2 separate regions of the Homo sapiens genome follow, and region 2 is linked to region 1. The links are chromatin loops, found by intact Hi-C in ENCODE. Cell type or tissue: PC-3. All regions are shown on one strand. Each heading gives the region's core, and the rest is flanking DNA. Links, peaks and the distances in the headings are about the cores only.

Evidence for each region. Hi-C counts contacts between places; a loop is a spot of excess contacts. Peaks named below come from ENCODE experiments on the same cell type or tissue, not always from the same donor. Only the 100,000 strongest peaks of a DNase experiment are listed, where the experiment ranks them.
Region 2: a loop joins it to region 1, with 3 times the contacts of the local background. A loop is called at or near these places in 2 of 110 quality-filtered maps.

Annotation. Positions count from the first base shown.
Region 1 is chr12:67,908,224-67,913,607 of GRCh38, forward strand. No RefSeq gene overlaps it. Among named protein-coding and RNA genes, the nearest start is that of LINC01479, 18 kb to the right of the region's middle. In PC-3, for the core only: no CTCF peak of the experiment used is centred there; DNase peaks (open chromatin) are centred at 1,058, 1,198, 2,328 and 2,448; H3K4me3 peaks cover 293 bases; H3K27ac peaks cover 3,323 bases.
Region 2 is chr12:67,763,347-67,768,730 of GRCh38, forward strand. No RefSeq gene overlaps it. Among named protein-coding and RNA genes, the nearest start is that of LINC02421, 37 kb to the left of the region's middle. RefSeq lists an enhancer at 3,687-4,410. In PC-3, for the core only: no CTCF peak of the experiment used is centred there; a DNase peak (open chromatin) is centred at 3,195; H3K27ac peaks cover 1,336 bases.

The sequences.
Region 1 (5,384 bases), core at 141-5,140:
AGGAAATAGCGCCTAGGAAAATGCTGTGTGCAATCAGGTATATATTCTGGCAGAGAATCTTTGTATGCAATTAGGCAGAGCACTCTGCCGCTATTATTACAGCTCAACACATTGGTTTGAAACAGCTTCACTTTTTACTGAGATAACATTTTCACATGGAAATTTCAGTGAATGTTAGCCTTCAATATCTGAGTTTCTAATTCTTTCAGCAGAGTTTATAATTTTCCAGAATGCCCCTTCTTTTAAGGTGTTAGTTACAATGTAGGCTATTTCATGAGCATTTTCTAACTCCAGCCTTTAAGACAGAATTGTAAAGCAAGAGATAGAATTCTGCAATAATTTACTGGTTGATTCCCAAATTTCAAACTTTAACATAGGTGTCAGAACAATAAGATGATTTATGATTATGACTGACAACACAGGTTGCTCTTATGCATGTATCTATTCAGGAGCCAGTTATATTTTTCTAGCTGAAAAATCATCTTTAAAGTTGTCTTGAGGGGTCTGAGTATCCCCCGATTGCCATGACACAGCAGCTGTTTTGCTCTCAGTTTCCTTGTTTCAGTTTTTCCATCCACTTATTGAGTTCCAGGTTGTATACCTGGTGCACACCCGCACCCAGGCAACTTACCCTGTAATTACTAGCAAATTACCTAAAAGTAAATAAAGAGCCTGAAGTATTGAGTTAAAAAAGGTAGCTCCACAAAGTGATATTACCATGACCCCTTTCTGGATTTGGCTCTTGATATCGCTGACAACTTTTTCTTGAAATTCTCCAAAGTATGTCACTCAGTTGACCAAATGGACAGCAGAATGCTTTAGGTGTTTTCATACTTTCCAGTGGCACAGCTATGCCTCATCCAATGGCAGTGGATATTCGCCAAAGTGTCACTCTTCACCAAAATGTGCAAAAACATAATAAAAAATAAAATGATGTAATCTCATTGGAATTTGTGCAGGCTAAACAACCGTGACTGTGCTAAACCACCTATATAAATCATATTTCAAAGCATAAACTGCACATTCTCTCAATTTAAAAGAGCTGAATCTGCATTAAAACCTCAAATGGTCCTGAATTGAGGCCTCATTAAATAGAAAATTCACCAACTAATGCAGGTCAAGAAACCAGTTTGCTTAGGCAACAAAACATTTGTGGCATTTCTCTCCTGTATGAATTCGTGCACGCTGGAAAAGGCAATGATTCTGGTTGAAGGCTTTCCCACATTCATTACTTTTATAAGGTTTCTCTCTGGTATGCATCTGACTTACATCATGGGAAAGCTAGTTTCATGACTCCTTTGGAATAGTTGTGGTCCTGAATATGGAAAATCAATTAATGAATAGCTTAAAGCACAATAGTCAACAAATAGATGTGAAAATTCTTTGTGAACTTTAAAGTCTTACTTAAACGTGAGATATTATATACAGTGTTTTATGTTAGACTGTGAGCTTGTTAAAGAAAGAACTATGCCTTCTTTTTCTTTCTACCAGTTCCAGTGCCTCGTACAACATAGAAACCATAAGTGTTTTTGAAAGAGCAAATGAATATTGGAAGGAGTAAGGTGATAGCTAAAGCTAAAACAATGTTTAGGGAGAACAACTGAAACAAAAGCAGCATTTGTGTCTTAAACTCATGGCCTCTGAAACAGCCTTGATAGATAGTAGAGAGGGTCAGATAGAGAGAGCCTGACTCAGAGATTGGGAAGCCCTATATGGTTGGAAGAGAAAGTAAGAGGAGACCCAAAGTATTAGACCACAGAAAGAAGTTCTAATAGTCAGTGTCAAGAGATTCAGCAGGAGGTTGTGTATCAGGATTTGGGTTTGGGAGTGGTATGGAGCTTACCTATCTCTAAAACGAGCAGGAGGGCAAAAATGAATCCCAGTCCCAAAGAATTCACTAATGGCCAGCAAACCAACACAGGAACCCCAGCACAGACACACAAGATAGGAAACCAGTTGTTGAAACTACAATGTAACGGGGCTGATTTAATAAAAACCTGTTACATGAGTTATAGGTTTTTTTTTTTTTTTTTTTTTTTTAATGTATGTGCCCCACCTTAGGAAAGCCAGAAATAATGGCAACGAAGAAATATTCATTCACAGTGAGAAAGCCATTAGAACGTTGGCTGGAACCTAGGGGCATATCGAGGGCCCACGTGGGAAGGACAATGACAACTTGTTTAGTCCTCACTGGTTTCCCAGTCTGTGGATCTTATTTGAATTATCCAAGTCATCCAGATAATGGGAAATAGAGAATGTGAATCTTCCATATTGTGGTATTATTAAAGAGCATTAAGTAACGAGCTGGTAGGTTCTTTACCTCTTATTCATGTATTACTCAGAAATGCCTCACTTTTCTGGAATTCCAAATCTCTCAGCAATCATATTCAAATGCCATCCCTTTTACTAACACACATATAAAGTGGTGATAGTTTTTTTTTTTTTTTTTTTTTTTCATTGAAACCTACACTTGGCCTCTGGAGACAACTGAACTTATTTATAGCAGTGCAGGGATTCATTTTTAAAATTACTTTCCCATGTCGTCTATGACACATAAAAAAGAAAGGCGTGCTCTGAGCCAATTGGGATAGGGATTATGTATGGCATATGTAGCAACTGCTCCTCTCTTCCTGTTTTGTACATGTGTCCAATAGAGGAAGAGCAGCTGCATCATTTGTCATTAAGTATTAGGCAAGTAAGGGCTTTGTCTGGGGAGAATGACACAGAATAAACATTTCCCACCTTGGAAATAAATGTCTCCTATTGGCTTCGATGTGTGTGTTGATAAACGATTTTCGATTGCCTAAGGATTTCTCTGCTAATGGGAGGCCATTACTTTCTACAACGTTCAACAACACTGATATTATCCCGCGATGCCAATGCATTTGTGCTCCGTGGCAGTCATGGAGACTGAAAGTGCCTGCGAAACCAATGTGTGACAGGTCACATTTGCAATGCCAGTGCACAGTTACCCTCTGCAGAGCTTTGCTCTCCTGGGATACTTCTATTCTTAACTATTCATCGGAATTTAATTACTAGCAGACTTTTCATCCTGAAAGTTGCCACCACCAGCTAATTTCAACAATACAAGAAGCCCCAGTGTCATCCAAGAAGGCCACCTTATACAAAGTACCTAAAATAGCTGCAAGGTTCTCAAGTGAGTATTCATAGTAAGAGAAAAGAGTGCACGCTGGCCAAGTTAGAAGTGGGATCCTGGAGCCAGCCTCTCATTCTTGGCAAACAACGCAAATGCAGCAGGCCTCTCTGTGATAGCAGCGTGGCAGCGAATGAACAGCTCCTTCTCTCCCTTTAGAAAATGTTTAGGGCCATCGTTACAGAACTCTTTTCAGGCTTCAAGTTTTAATGTTCTGGTGGGAGAAATGAAAGTATCATTTCCCAACACATTAGAAAATGCCTAAGGTACACAGATAGGATGGGCTACCTGTTTGCCTTATTTCGTATATCCAGCCAGATTGTCTACATATTGCCTTCTGAACATACCTTCTACTCTCTCCTTTCCAAATATCTGCTTCCTTTGATTTCTGCCAAATGAAATGTTTGCCCCACCACCCTGCCCTACGACCATCCTCTCTGATAAGCAAGGTACTCAAATAAACTATATCTTAACAAATAGTTACCCCTGTAGCATGATGTACTTTCAATTGGAGAGCAGAGACCAAGGAAGGAAAACGAGATTTCAGGAATCATGCACAACATAATGGACCAAAAGAAGACAATGGCAGAGAAGTGAAGGGAGAGATGCCAGAGGGCATCACTCAACAGTACTCTTACTGTTCTAGGGACACTGATAGATGGACCGCATGATGTACAACATAAGACAACAACAAGGTTATGTGGATAAATTCTATAGTAAAATACACTTAAGAAACAGTAGTCCAAATAATTAAAATACATTTATTTTCTGCAAGATTTCCCAGAGCCTGATGTGTGTTGTTATTCTCCAAGAAGTAGATACATTTGACCCAGGATTCCCCCTCCTCCCTTTTTGGTAATAACCTCTCTTAGAACTAATATTCCATGGCACACGGGTTTTAAAAGAGTTTCTCAGAAAAAAAGGAGAATTAAGCATATGATAGAAATGAAATGGTTTAAATCTCGGGATGACTGAAAAATATGTACATTCTACCCAGATAAATAAATATATATATATATATATATATATATATGAATCAAAAGTTGGGTAAAATATAAATTAAGTAGGATAATATATGAATAAAGGGATAGATTCTGTGTGATATCTCTGTCTTGACCTAAGGACAATGACATTGTTGCTGGTTTATAGGGTTTTGGGGGGTAGTAGGGCACCCAACTGAAGGTATTGTGCTCTTGCTTTTGAAAATATGTCAGTGAACTTTGTGCACTACAACATGGCTTATAAGTCCTTTATGATCTGCATCCCGTCTCATGCTACTTTCTCTCCTTACTCCCTTTGTTCTAGTCACCTTGACTACATGCAGGTTTTGAATAACTCTCTCATTTTGGTGCTATTGTGTTGCTGCATCCCTGTCTAGAACACACCTCCCAGCCTTTTTTCCTGGATAACTCCCAGTCATCATTCAAGTTTCAATGTAGATGTTTCTTTCTCCAGGAAGCTTCCCTACTCCCTCTGCCAATGAATCAAGTCCTGCCAGACCCCCACCAGGTGCTCCCATTGCCCCTGAATGCCCATCACATTCGATTACAGTTGCTGCTGTGCCTGTCCATATTCCCCACTAGATAGTAAGTTCAGGGAGGGGACTGATCTCAGTCATACTCTCAGCCCCCAACCTCATGGCACAATGAAGCCACCCCAAAACTGTTAATTATCAATTAATTAATCATCTAGTGCAACATCTCTGTCAAGTTACTCCAAGAAGATAGTGTGATGGAATGGGGCCCTAGCACCTCCCCCCAATACACACACAGTGACAAGAAGCTTAGCCCTGACAAGCTTATGCTAGCTTCTATCAAAGGACTTGAGGATTTTTTCTCTTTATTCTGCTTCTTGAGGTTCAAAGTCCTCCAACTGATTACAATTCAAAAGTGGGACTTTTAGGGTAAGGAGAAAGTTGTGATATAGGCAATGTACACAGAGGTTGACAGATTGACCAATTCATTCATCTACTAGCATGTAAGCTCCATGAGACCAAGAATGAAAGTCAGTCCATCTGCAGCAGTGTGTGAGCAGAGGAGTGGCAGGATAATGCTGGAGAAGGCAGGAGGAAACTGATCACACAGGGTCTTGTAGACTAGTAAGGATTTTTGTATGAAGTACCAGGACACAACTTTATTATACAGGGCTTTTAATGTTAAAGTTTTATAATGATCACTTTTCTCATTCTGTAATTCTTCCTTATTTCTATCACCAGCCCAAAAAGAGAAGC
Region 2 (5,384 bases), core at 159-5,158, 140 kb before region 1:
CGACTCAGTTCCTGATGATGCAGAATTTTCAAACTTTAAGAGGCTAAACTTGGAAGAGCCTCTTGAGTGGCTAAGATGATATGCAGGTGCGCCACAGTTTTCTGGGTGTCTACATGGTCATCGCATTGGTGATAAAGCTATGGTTATTAATAATTAGAGCACAATTTAGAAATTGTTGACATTAAACCTGGAATTCAGATCACATTCCTTCTCTGCTAAAATCTCTTCCATGCCTTCCCACTGAAATTAGAATTAAAATGTCAACTTTTTTGTGGCCTTGTCTGGTCTCTCCCTACTGACCAACCTTATCTCTCTCCTCCTTCCCCTTGTTTTGCCAAAGACTCAAGCCCTGCACTGATATTGCTTCTGGTCCTAATCCTAAACTGGCTCTTATGTCAGGACCTTTGTACTTCCAGGCCTGTCTTAACTCAAAATGTACTATTCTCAGAGAGGTCTTTCTCTTCAGACTGTACTTTCTAAAATAATGCCCCTGTGGCAGGTATTCTCTTACTCATCATATCACCCTATTTATTCCCTTCATAGTAATGATGAAAATCAGTATTTATTTTTACTTTTTATTTATCTGTTTCCTCCACTAAGAGCTCCAATGAGTAGGAACTCTTTAGTCATTACATTATCTCTATCAGCTAACAATAAAGAACGACATGGAGCAGAACTCAAAATATAATTGTTGAATGAAGTAAAGAAACCTTATTTGTTAATATTAATTTTTAATATAAACCATTTACAAATATGAACATGCTAGGTTCATGGTCCACATTTTTTAAAGGATCTGGTACTCCTGACATGCAAAGCTCCAAAGCAGTACCAACCTTCGCTATAGATATGTTCCCCAACCCTGTATGGGGTAGGGAAGGCTGGCTAAAGTTCGGTTGTAGCTTTGAGGTTATGATTTAGTGACATTAACTGTAACCACCGAAAGAACTTGAGGGAAGTATCTCTTAACCTCTTTTTAAATTTTTCATTTGAGCTACAAATATGGGTATTGAAAGAAGTTTTGACAAAGCTTTTTTTTTATCTATGCTTTATTGAAAATAAATAGTCTTTTTAAAAATGTTTTATTTTTTAAGAGACAGAGTCTCACACAGTCACCCAGGCTGGAGTGTGATGGTACAAAATCATAGATCACTGCAAACTTGAACTCCTGGACTCAAGGGATCCTCCTGCCTAGGTCTCCCAAAGTGCTAGGATTACAGGAGTAAGCCACCACGTCCAGCCTGAAGTAATGCTGTTAACTGCCTCTTGGTGTTTGTTTTCTGCCAATTGCATGCCATTTTTTCCTTTTGTAATAGTGTCTATTAGATAGTACAAGACGAGATCTATTAATTTCTATGCTTTTCTTCCTTCCTCATATTTCCTGATACTCTTTGTAGTTGCTAGAGGCTTCCACATTGATACAAGAAGAATTGGGATTGCTGTATCTAAAACTATAAGGGAAATAAATGGCTAATTACAGGTTTGTTTCTTTATTTACTTGTAGGGTCCATTCGGATTAAAAGTAAAGGCTTTGAGAGGAACTAAGTGTCCCACTTGTGAATTTATGCAACAACAAAGGTGAAGAAGAAAACCGTGTGTGTTATGGGGGAGGGGGGAAGTAGGGTAGAAGATCTTGCCCACCCTACCTCTTGGAAAACAGAAAGACTTAGGTGGGAGGTGCCCTTGAAGGGCCAGATCTGGGTTACTAGGAGGGGAGAAAAGAATGCAGAGGTGACAGAGCATGGCCAGTGGCCAAGAGCCACATGGAAGCCAAGCCAAAGCTGCAGGTGGCCGTCTTTCTTTCTTTTTTCATTACCCAAGCAAAGAGACTTTGAGGCAGTTCTCACCTGTGCCAGGACGGAGGCTTTCTTCCACAGCTGCCTGGGGTTCAGCCCTCAGCAGAAGAACACCTGTCTGCAACCTGAGACTCCGCAGAGCTCCCATCTACCTGTCCCGCTCAAAAACCACCCTGGTTTTTGAGTGGGACAAAAGGTGGGGTCCTTGGCCACCCAAGAGAGGCAGTAGTAAGTGGAACAGACACAAACCTGGGCGGGGCTGGATAGCAGAGAAATTCACTGCATGTGCCCAACCATTTTTCATTAGGAATAGGATGATATCCAGCAGTTTAGGTCATGCTTTTTGTTACAAATAAGCCCTACCACTGCCACTTCTAATTTAGAATTACCTCTAATGTGCTTCTTGGGATTCTGGCCTTGATAAAAATGTAGAAAACCATTTTTCTAACACAGGACTTCAGAAGGCAAATAATCACAGCCTTGTTGGCCTGCAGTGAGGAGTGGGACCAGACCCACCTTCAAGAGCACCCACATTTGAACCCTTGAGGGAATAAATACTTGATGCTCTTTACAAAAATCCTTACCCTTTCCATCTTCCATTCATATAACCCCTCTACCAAATTATGGACACCCGTGAAACGCTGAGAAGCAGCAGCAAAAATCTGTGCACTGAGCAACAGTATCTTGAAACTTAACTTCATTTTATTATACATCACTCTGTCTCAGAAAGGAACTCACCAGTTCTAACAGTCCTCTTATTGGGAAGCCGGCACAGAGATTTCTCTTTTCTCCAGAGGAAGGAAGAGGATTTTAGTATTTCACTCTAACACTTGAGTGAGTTATTAGGGAAATTCATTGCCTAACTGCTGGCTGCTGCTTCCTTATTATTTCTTCCAGAACCTTTAGCCTCTGATCAGCACTCTGAAATATAGACTGGTCCTGAAACTGCCTTTGCAAAAATTATAACTGAGACAATAATTACAGTGACAAAGATCTGACCTAACCGACTCCATCTTGCTTCTAACCTCTGAGCTGTCCTTGTTCATACCTGGGTGTAGGCTGAACTAACTTTGGGAGTAGCTTAGTTTATAGTTTAGCGTGGAAACAAAGACAATCACAACCCTTTCTCAAAACAAACCCCCTTCCTGCCTGGGGACTAGACTGCCTTTTTAGGACTAACAAATTAGCTACAAGATTAGAAATTATGATTTAGGAGTCATGTAGCTGGAGGCTGCAAGATTCTCAACCTCCCAAATTGCTCCTAGGGATAGCATCACTATTGTAAAACCTAAGAACAGTGCTTGAGATATTTTGCAGAACCTGCACTCGATGGATCAGCTGGCACCACCTAGATCTATAAACTAGCTCATCTGGTCTTGTGGACTCCAACCAGGAACTGACTCAGAGCAAGAGGACAGCTTCGACTTCCTATGATTTCATCTCTGACCTGATGAATCAGCAATCCCCACTTTCTGACCCCCTACCTACTAAATTATCCTGATTTGAGGAATGATAAAACTCCTGTCTCCCATACAGCTGGCTCTGCATGAATTAAAGTCTTTCTCTGTTGCAATTCCCCTATCTTGATAAATCAGCTCCATCTAGGCAGCAGGCAAGGTTACCCCGTTGGGAGTTTACAGTCCCTGTCCTTGGGGTGGTGGGGTTGTCATGCGCGTCCGTGTGAAGAGACCACCAAACAGGCTTTGTGTGAGCAACATGGCTGTTTATTTCACCTGGGTGCAGGCGGGCTGAGTCTGAAAAAAGAGTCAGAGAAGGGAGATAAGGGTGGGGCTGTTTTATAGGATTTGGGTAGGTAAAGGAAAATTACAGTCAAAGGGGGTTTGTTCTCTGGCGGGCAGGAGTGGGGGTCGCAAGGTGCCCAGTGGGGGTGCTTTTTGAGCCAGGATGAGCCAGGAAAAGGACTTTCACAAGGTAATGTCATCAGTTAAGGCAAGGACCGGCCATTTACACTTCTTTTTTGGTGGAATGTCATCAGTTAAGGCGGGGCAGGGCATATTCACTTCTTTTGTGATTCTTCAGTTACTTCAGGCCATCTGGGCATATATGTGCAAGTCACAGGGGATGCGATGGCTTGGCTTGGGCTCAGAGGCCTGACATTCCTGCCTTCTTATATTAATAAGAAAAATAAAACAAAATAATGGTAAAGTGTTGGGAAAATTTTGGGGGATGGTATGGAGAGAGAATGGGCGATGTTTCTCAGGGCTGCTTCAAGCGGGATTAGGGGCGGTGTGGGAACCTAGAGTGGGAGAGATTAAGCTGGAGGCAGGTCTTGTGGTAAGGGGTGATATTGTGGGGATGTTAGAAGAAACATTTGTCGTATAGAATGATTGGTGATGGCCTGGATACGGTTTTGTATGAATTGTAAAAACTAAATGGAATAACAGAAGGAGAAAAACAGGTATAAAAGGTCTAAGAATTGGGACGACTCAGGATGTCTGATTAGAGAGTGCTTAAGGAGATTCGGCATAGTCCTGCCAGCAAAGATTATTTATTTACTTCAAGAGTTAAGAGTGGCAGTTTGGGGATAGCACCAGGAGATATCAGCTGTGATGGCTTGGAAAAACAGTGTAAACCGGCAGTGTAAACAAGAGCAGGGCATGTATGAGTAGTTGAGAACGGTGAATAGGAGTATGACTAGACAGAAAATAGTAGGGATGACAAGTTTTTTTTGGTGGGGGGCACAGTCTAAGTTGGTCGTCTGGTGTCTGGAATGAGACTGGGGCCTAATAAAAAGGAGCGTCTATACAGGAGCTTAAATGGGCTGTATTCTGAGAAGGGAAACTGGTAAAACTATTGTCCAGTCCTTTTTAAATTGGTGGCTGAGCTTGGTGAGGTGTGTTTTTAAAAGACCTTTAGTCCATTCTACTTTTCTTGAAGACGGAGGACCATAAGGGATATAAAGGTTTCACTGAATACTAAGAGCCTGAAAAACTGCTTGGCTGATTTGACTAATAAAGGCTCGTCTGTTATCAGACTATATTGAGGTGGGAAGGCTAAATTGAGGAATTATGTCTGACAGAAGGGAAGAAATGACTGCGGTGGCCTTCTCAGACCCTGTAGGAAAGGCCTTTACTTATTCAGTGAAAGTGTCTATTTAGATTAAGAGGTATTTTAGTTTCCTGACTCGGGCATGTTGTTGAGAGGTTCTAAGAGGTGGGCTAGTGGCTTGTACTATAGCATAACCTGCCTTTGCTGGTGTGTGGCGATTAGGCCTGGTGGAACCGCCATCAATAAATCAAGTGTGATCTGGGTGAGGAACAGGAAAGAAGGAAATTTGGGGAAATGGGGTGAATGTCAGGTGGATCAGAGACATACAGTCATGGGGGTCAGGTGTGGTATCAGGAATAATATGGGAGGCTGGATTGATTGAAGTCCGGGCCAGGAACAATGGTAATTGTGGGAGACTCAACAAAGAGTGAGTATAGCTGAAGGAGCCAGGAAGCAGAAAGTATATGCGTCAGGTGTGAGGAAGAAAACAGATTTTGGAAGTTATGAGAACTGTAAAGAGTGAGTTGAGCATAGTTTGTGATTTTGAGGGCCTCTAAAAGTATTAAAGCAGCAGCAGCCACT